Linked DNA regions of Homo sapiens: region 1 is linked to region 2. A link is a contact called in ENCODE Hi-C or POLR2A ChIA-PET data. All regions are on one chromosome and are shown on one strand. The core of a region is the stretch at or near the end of the contact, and the rest is flanking DNA. Distances in the headings are between cores, read along the strand shown.

Region 1 (4,159 bases), core at 116-2,615, 1.2 Mb before region 2:
CTCTGCACGCTGCGTGGCCCACGCGGGGCTCGGGAGACAGCTCAAAAGACTCCCCAAGGCTGGGAAAGGAGGGAGGGAGGGGCCGCGGGGCACCGTGGTGGTGGGGGAGATACTTTGATGGAAAAAAAAGGTCAAACTTCATCAGCCCGCCGGGCACCCCGCGGGCAGCGGGGGCGAGGAGCCGGAGGAAAAATGCAGAAGTAGCCGCCGCTTCTTCCAAGTGGTGGGGGAGGCTCAGCCACGCGTGGTCGAGGGCGCCCAGAGCAGTTAACGTCGCCCCTCAACACAGGGCTGCGAGCGGGGTCTGATGGGGGGAGTGCGCGCCAGAGATCTACAAGCAGCCGCCCCCGCAGGCTGAGCGCCCGCCCAACGCCAAGAGGTGAGGACCCCGGGCGCCCGCTGCCCCAGCGCCCGCGAACTGGAGTAGTGGGGGGGAGGGGGGCGGCACCCCGCAAGGAGCGTCCCAGCCCCACTCCACGGCGCCCAAGCCGCCGTCCCAGACCCTAAAACCCCTCTTTTTGTCTGAACTCAGTGATCTGCGACCGAGCATACTGCGGCTTAGGGAGGCTTGGGTATAGCAGCGGCCACCAAGCGATCACCGGCGCTAGGTCTCCCAGGCTCCGGGGCTCCGCGGCTTACGGTGCGGGCGCCCCCCGCCCCTCCCAAATACGGACCCCTCCTTCCCCGTCCCCGGCTCTCCGCACCTGAACTTCGGGGGAACCCGCGCAGCCAAACTTTCCGCCGACTTGCAGCGAACTCCGGCCCCGGCCGCGCACCGAACCCCGGGGGAGGAGAGGGAGGTAGGCGGGGAAGGGGAGGGGGCCGGCCTCCGGGGGGGGTCGAGGGAGGGCCGTGGCCCGACACCTACCGGCTCTCCGAGTCGTCCAAGCCGCCACCGCCGCCGTCGCCGCGAGGCCGAGGGGGAGGGGCGGGGCAGGGAGCTGCGCTCCGCTCTGGGCACCACCGCCGCGGTGCGCTCCGCTCCAGCCGCCAGCAGTGCCCGGGTCCGGAGCCCGAGTCGCGCCGCCGCGGCTGGCCCGAGGCGGGGAGGGGGGGGAGCCTGCAGCACCTGCCCCTCCTCCCCCTCCCCGCGGCCCAAATTAAAAAACAACAAAAAGCAACTAATCACCCCCGAGCTGAGCGCGGCTCGCGGGCGGAGGGCTCAGCGTGCGGCGCCCGGACTCAGCAGGCGGCGCGCATGGCTGGGCGCGGGCTGGGCAGGGCTGGGACGCGGGGCCCGGCTTCAGGGGATAAGGCTCTGCCGCTCTTCTCGCTCGGCTCGGGCGTCTGCTCTTGCCGCCAGTGCCGCCTCTGCTGCCGCCGCCTCTACATCCCCGCTCAGGCTCAGCCGCCTCTGCCGCCGCCGCCGCGCGCCCGCCCGGGCAGGAGCTATGAACGCTGCCCGGGGGCTGCCGGCAAAACCCGGACCGGACTCGCCGCTCCCTCCTCCCCCCAACCCCCTCCACCTCGGCTCCCCTCCCTCCTCCCGCCGCCTCCCTCCCAGCGCAGCTCGGGCCACTTGGACGCCGCGGGCTCTGAGGCCGGAGCTGCAGCCGCTGCGCCTCGAGCTCCCCGCGCCCTGACGCGGTCCACCCAGGCTCAGCTCCCTTGCGCGCCCCGTCTTCGCCTATTTCCCGCAACTTTACAAAAAAAAAAAAAAAAGGACGACCTCCCCGCTTTGGTGAGGCGGTCTGGGTTTAGAGACGCACCTCCGGGGAAATCTGCTATCTTTCTGCCCCCTCTAGAGCGGGGCCAGAAGCTTCGAGGACCGGGAGGGAGAATTTGGCCGCGCCCCCCAGCTCAGGTGCGCGGCGGGCCAGAGATTCCTAGTCGAGGGTCCTGGGAGGTAGACGCGTGTTCCAAGACCCCACCCTTCCAAGAGCTCCTTAATGGATTCAGTGGGCACTAGGGCCCCGGGAGAAAAGGGGCGGAGATTCCCGTTCCCATTTCTCAGGTGAGGAAACTGATCCGAGAAAGGATATTTTATCTCTCAGGCAGGCATCAGCCTCAACTCTTGAGTCCCGGGGCTAAAACGACTACGTACATTTGGTGCCCTGAGACCATGGCCTACGCACTCAAAACCCGAAACAATGCTTGGAACAGCAGCGCTCAATAGGTACTGATTGAAAGACAGAAGGAAAACTCAGCCTTGCCAGAGTAGGCGCCCAGTGGGGACAGAGTTGGGCCCGCATATCCCGCTTTCACTCCATCAGTGGCCTCCATATGCCCATCTTAGGCTAATTAATCCTGCTGCTGCAGATGTCTTCACCTCACGTACCCATGGTGCAAGCCCCGGGCTCATATAATCCCAACTGCATATAATCCCAAAGTGGAAGTTTTCTCCAATTCTTTGGGATTCGTGGGGGCGGATTTGTGCAAGGCCGACCTTCCTCTGCGAGGCGAAGAAAACGCAGTCCCCAGACCCAAGCAGGGGAGGGAGAGGGGGAGGGCGGTTGGGGAAGTCAGCCTAGGGTTAAACGTTACAGCCTGAGATCGATTGGGGCCCAGATAACAGGGAGTTAACTGTGGCGATCCGGGCGCCTGCAGCCACAGGCGCGGCCTCGGTGGGAGAAGCGAAACTGTCTCCCACCTCGCTGCTTCCTCTCCTCTGCTCTGCGCAGCCTGGCTGTCTCCGAGGCTGGCGCGAGGGCTTATGGAGCATGGATCTCCTGGCAGCAGCAGCTGGTGCCCACCTTCCACGCCTTCTATATGTGGCCTTGGGGCCTTGACCCAGCCGGGGTGGGGTGGGGGGAGGTGTCAAAGGGCAGAGCTCATCTGGAATGTGTTGCCTCTCTGCCACTCCTGATATCCAAGACCACACGAAGTGACCCCTCCCCAGACATCGTGGACACCTGCTCCCAACCAGTTCCTTCCGAATGCTGAGAAGTGGTCTCCCTTAACTACTATGCCAAGAAATGGCTCCCTTGGGGAGGCGTTTAGTCTCTCTCCTCCTTGCCAGCAGTCCTTTTAATGCCCCCCTCCAAACAAACATCCCATGTGAGTAAAAGTAAGGTGCTTGCTATGGAAACCGTTTTAAGACGCCCATCACCCCCAGAAGATCACTTCCAAACTGCTTAAAGATAGGTATGCTGGGCCTCAGTGTGAATGTCAGGCACTGTGTTGGGCACTGACCGTGCAAGGAAAAAGGAAGCAAAAGCCCAGGTGTAGGATCTCCAAGCATTTAACTCACCTCCATCTACCTTTTCTGGGGAAGCTGAGGCACAGACTGTGAGGGAGGACCTGCTCCCTGGGAGTCAGCAGCAGGTCTCAGAGGGTTAGGATCCATGAAGTCAAACTCTATTCCACAGATCTCCTGAAGCCTAACGCCAGTACAGAGTCAGGTCATGCACGCCCCACAAAAAGCTTTATGCTGGGGTCCATGGCAGAGGGTGGGTAGTAATTCTACTTTAGGGAACTGCTGACTATTACCCACTTTTTTTTCAGACTTATGCCTCCACCCCCACCCCCAACTCAGGCGGGAGGCCAGGGATCCACAGGCTGCAATGGAGGAAGGCCAGGTGGTCCCAGTGGTGATGGCTTCCTCAGGGAAGGGGTGTTGACTTGTCTGGCCCAGTTTAGGGGGTGGATCTTGGAGTTTTCCCTTGCTGGAAATTAACACCTTGGGAGGGAGACCTAGACTGTCACCTATCCAACCCATATGGGAGCCACAGAGGAAAAGGACAGAATTGTCCACACAGAAAGTGTTACAGAAACAGAAAATGTCATGTGCAAGCCATCCACAAAGAACTCTCCACCACAGATGCCAATGAGACAAGCGGGGGACATCCAGGAAGGATGGGGTGAGGATCTCTGCCCTTGGGTGAGACTGTCCCCACCACAGCCCCCTTCCCCAAGAAGAAGGGAAGCTTGGTTCACTATTCTCCCACCTCTGCCTACCTCAAAAAGGAGAATTGAAGTCTCACCTTGCTATTAAACTTTTTGCTGAGTTTTTTGAACCAATCAGCCTTCAAGTCAGGAAGAAGCTCCTTCAGTCTCCAGCACCGCTGGGGGAGATGGCCCCTGCATCACCAGCCTTGTCTTCTAGGGAGGGGTGCGTCCACCCGGGACCCTGGAGTGTGCTCTCCTGGATCCTGCTGATAATACCCATGGCTGGTATTTGTGCAGCCCTTACCCTGAGCAGGGCATTGTGCTAAACAGT
Region 2 (4,126 bases), core at 979-3,478:
CAAGTGGATCTTGGTATGCCTCTTGCGTTCATCGCTCCTGGCAAACTTTCTTCCACAGATGTCGCAGGCGAAGGGCTTTTCGCCTGTGTGGGTGCGGATGTGGGTGGTGAGGTGGTCGCTGCGGCTGAAGTTGCGCATGCAGATGCGGCACTGGAAGGGCTTCTGGCCTGTGTGGATGCGGATGTGGCGGGTGAGCTCGTCGGAGCGGGAGAAGCGGCGATCACAGGACTCCACTGGGCAAGCGTAAGGGCGTTCGTGGGGGGGCGTCTTGCTGGGCCGGTTGGGGTACTTGCGCATGCGGCTGGGTTTGATGAGCTGGGACTGGTAGCTGGTATTGAGGGCCTTCAGGTCCTGGGAGCCCGACTGAGTGGCAAAGGCCTTAATAGTAGACAGAGGGGTTAGCGAAGGCTGCTGGGTGCGGCTCTCCAGGCCCTGGAAGGGCTTCTGGTCTGGGGTGCCCAGGCCCAGATCCCCCTGCTGCTGTGGAAACAGGTAGTCGGGGATCATGGGAACCTGGAAGCCACCCTTGGCGGCAGGGTAGGCAGGAGGCGGGTACTGGAGCGCTGTCCCTGCCGAGCCCGGGAAGGCCTGGCTTTGTGGCTCAGGGAAAATGTCAGTGTTCGGCGTGGGGAAGGTGGGTGCCGCTGAGTAAATGGGACTGCTGTCGTTGGATGGCACTGCGCAGCTCAGGGGTGGGCTCTGGGAGGCGGAGGCGGAGGAGGCCGCTGGAGATGGTGCTGAGGACGAGGAGGCCGGTGGGTTGGTCATGCTCACTAGGCCACTGACCAAGCTGAAGAGGGGCTCGGGCCACAAGGTGTTGCCACTGTTGGGTGCAGGCTCCAGGGAAAAGCGGCCAGTATAGGTGATGGGGGGCAGTCGAGTGGTTTGGCTGGGGTAACTGGTCTCCACCAGCACCTTCTCGTTGTTCAGAGAGATGTCAGGAAAAGACTCTGGCAGGAGAGAGAGAAGCGGGAGGCCTGGTTACTGGAAAGCAATCACTGGAGGACGAGGACGACCCGAGCTGCCAGGCAAGAGACCGGGCCGGCTACCATTGACTCCCGAGGTAGTTAATAATTGATAGCAGCACATTGCAATGTTCCTGGACCCGCACCAGTGGCAGAGCCCATTTCAACAACAGCTGACGCAAATACGGAGAATCCCCCTCCACTGCAGCTCGCAGCGCTCCGCAGCGGCGGCTGTGCGGGCGAGGGATTCCCGCCAGCACCCCCATGGCCGCGGCTAGTGCGCGCCCCCAAACCCGGGCTGCCGGGACATCCACGGCCAAGGATCACGGTCCTTCCTTGGGGACAGGCGGCAAGCAAGGCAAGGCAAGTCTTACTGGAGGTGGGGGGCGCAGCCCCGCTCATCAAAACAAGCCCTCCCCCTCCACCCACCCACGCAGCTCCAGAGCTCTCCATCCAAAACAAAAGCTCGGTCCTCTGCGCTCCGCTAGGGATGAGGGCAGGGGGTGGGCTGTGTGGGGTTCCTTGGCATCCCTCTAACACATGACTCTGGGGATGCGAGGAATGAAAGGGAAACCCGGCTCTCATTCTAAGATCCAGGAGCACTCCTGCGGTGAAGGACAGGACGCCAGGATGGTGGCGAAAGGGTTCCCCCTCGGCGTAGGCCACTGCTTACCTGCGGTCAGGTGCTCGTAGGGCTGCTCGCCCGTGTCCGCCTGAGGGTTGAAGGTGCTGCTGCTGCTGCTGCTGTTGCTGCCGCCCCCGCCGCCTCCACCGCCCCCGCTGCTGCTGCTGCTGCTGTTGCTGCCGCTGCCCTCTGGGGCCCCGGCGGCGCCGAGGAACTGGGGAGCCCCGTTGCTCAGCAGCATCATCTCCTCCAGCTTAGGGTAGTTGTCCATGGTGGGCGAGTGAGGAAAGGATCCGAACGGGTCAGAGATCTGCAGCGGGGACATCAGCTGCATCTCGGCCTTGGCCGCGGCCATCCTGGACGAGCAGGCTGGAGAGCTGGTGTCGGGGCGGGGGGGTGCAGCCCGGGGCTGGAGCTGCAGGGGACACAGTTGCGGGGGCCTGGCCGGGTTACATGCGGGGCGCGGGGAACACTGAGAAGCGTGCAGGCGGCGACCCCGACTCGCCCTGGGCGCGGGCGGGCGTGGACGCGCCGCGGCTGCGGAGGCTGGGGCAGGGGCCGGTCCTGCGGCGGCGGAAGCTGGCTGCGGCGGCGGATGGCGGCGGCGGCTCCCCAAGTTCTGCGCGCTGGGATCTCTCGCGACTCCCCGGATCCGCCTCTATTTGAAGGGTCTGGAACGGCACGGGTCCGCCTCCGTCGTGACGTACATGGCCATATATGGGAAGCAGGAAGCCCTAATATGGCAGGACCGGCCGGGAGGACCCGGAGTGACGTGAAGCCCCCCATCCGACAGCGCCCGGCACCTCCATCCTGCACCCTAGGGCCCGCGCCCGCGCCCGCATCCCAGGCGCCCAGGCTTCGGGGAAGCCTAGAGCTCTAGCCGCCGCCGGGGCCTCCGGGACCCGCGCAGCTCCGGAGTTCCCGCGTTGCCCCTCCCTCCGCCTTCTTCCCTCCTCCCAGAGCCGGAAGCGGCCGGGCCATATCGGGCCACTCCAAATAAGGTGCTGCCCAAATAAGGGTTGTTCCGGCGGGGGATCCTTCCTGCTCCTTATATGGCATTTCCGGGTCGCAGCTGGTTGCTCCCTCGCTCCCTCCCTCCTCCCTGGTTCCAAGCCGGGAGCCCGAGCGCTCGCGGGATCCGGGGACGCCCAGGCGGGGAGGGCTCGTGGCGTGTGGCGCTGGGCGCGCGGCTGCTCAGGCGGCTCCTAGGCGTGAACTAGGCTGGGGAAGCCCAGACCCAGAGCGGGGGCGAGGGCGAGTCGGGCCGGGGTTCTATCGCTGTCATCCAGGGCCCGCCCGCCCACCTCAGGGACCGTGAGAGCGAACCGGGAGTGCGGGGGAGGAGCGGCTGGGCCCGCCTGGGCAGGGGCCGCCCAGGAGAGGCGGGGCCTTGACCCCGGGCCTCGATCTATGGCACGGTGTCTTTCCGGGTGTCGCTGGGAAATTGAGGATAGGAAGTCACGGCCACTTGGTTCTTGGGACACTGTATAGCAGTGAGCTGCCTTGCCTCTGCCACCTGTCGGTGGGATGGGGCTGCTGGTGCCTGGGGTCCCCTGTGCTCCCCCGGAACCGAAAGGCTGTTCCCTAGTCCCCGCCGGCAAAGAGCCCACCTTTGGGGGACCGAAGTGGGGAAGCTGATTGCCCCAAGAGAGGCCTGATTCTTGTTCTCACCAGGAGATAATGGTCCTTGTGGTGAGGGGTCACTTTCCCCCCTTTATCCAGTCCAGGTGGAGGGCCGGCCCACACTGCGGGAATCCGAAAGAGGGGCTTCCCTATGGGCTGTCTGGGGACCCCGGGCTGGGCGCGAAGAGAGGACCGGCTTGGCGGCTCGGTGCTGCCCCCTGGAGGTTCCCTCTCCACTCCCAGCCCCGGACTCCGGCCGCGCGGGCTCTTCCGCCGCCTCCTCGCTCCTCCTCCCGGATGCGGCGCTGGGCGCGGAGCCAGGCCGGGGGAGCCTTCGACGCAGTGAGCACGAACTGAGCAGGCGCTGCAGCCCGGGCTCCCCCTGCAGTCCCTGGGGAGCCGTCACTGCCGAGGCGCCCAGACTCCGGGATAACACTCCTCACCCCGAGCCTGGCCAAGGCGAGGGGGAGAAGGAAGCAGGGGGTGGGTGGTGGCGAGGGAGAACGATTCCCGCAGGTCTCCCTGGGGCCGAACGCGAACAGGGAAGCCCTCCCCGCCCCCACGACGCAGTCAGTTGCTCACCCCAAAGGGAACAGGGATTCCGGGAAGGGAAGGCTCCTCCTGCTCTAGCTCTGAATCCAGAGGAGGTGCTGTTTTTTCTGGATTTAAAAAGAAAGCAGAAAGAGAATGTGGGGAAGGAGGGTGCTTGACGACACCGAGAGGGAAGGGAGGAGGTGAGGGCCTCTGTGAACCCCAACAGCCTCTGGAGGTCGGGGTCAGGGGGATTAGGTGGGGGAGGGTGTAACTTTCTTGGACTTAATCCCTCTGTGGCTGTCCCCCCTCCAAACATGTTTTCTTATAAAAACCAACTTAATGAACCAGGACTCCCTCGTCTCGGAGCCTGCCGTCTCAA

The links. Hi-C counts contacts between places; a loop is a spot of excess contacts on that map. ChIA-PET counts read pairs that join two places held with the same protein, here RNA polymerase II (POLR2A). Pooled maps may share reads with other maps.
Region 1: a loop to region 2 is called in a pooled map, with 6 times the contacts of the local background. The contact joins the promoter of CXXC5 here to the promoter of EGR1 in region 2. A Hi-C loop is called at or near these places in 1 of 37 single-sample maps with no recorded cell type and 5 of 50 pooled maps. POLR2A ChIA-PET finds 5 or more read pairs at or near these places in 1 of 52 experiments (GM10248).

What each region holds. Positions count from the first base shown.
Region 1 is chr5:139,645,555-139,649,713 of GRCh38, reverse strand. It overlaps CXXC5 (CXXC finger protein 5), which reads right to left and starts at 1,365. Exons shown (of 3, transcript NM_016463.9): 1 at 869-1,365. It overlaps CXXC5-AS1 (CXXC5 antisense RNA 1), which reads left to right. Exons shown (of 2, transcript NR_149086.1): 1 at 1-379; 2 at 533-715. RefSeq lists silencers at 1-107, 308-1,437.
Region 2 is chr5:138,463,581-138,467,706 of GRCh38, reverse strand. EGR1 (early growth response 1) reads right to left here and starts at 2,228. Exons shown (of 2, transcript NM_001964.3): 1 at 1,639-2,228; 2 at 1-950. The coding sequence starts at 1,945. RefSeq lists silencers at 1,975-2,184, 2,275-2,624, 2,635-3,034, 3,355-3,624 and enhancers at 1,490-2,329, 2,330-3,170, 2,243-3,442.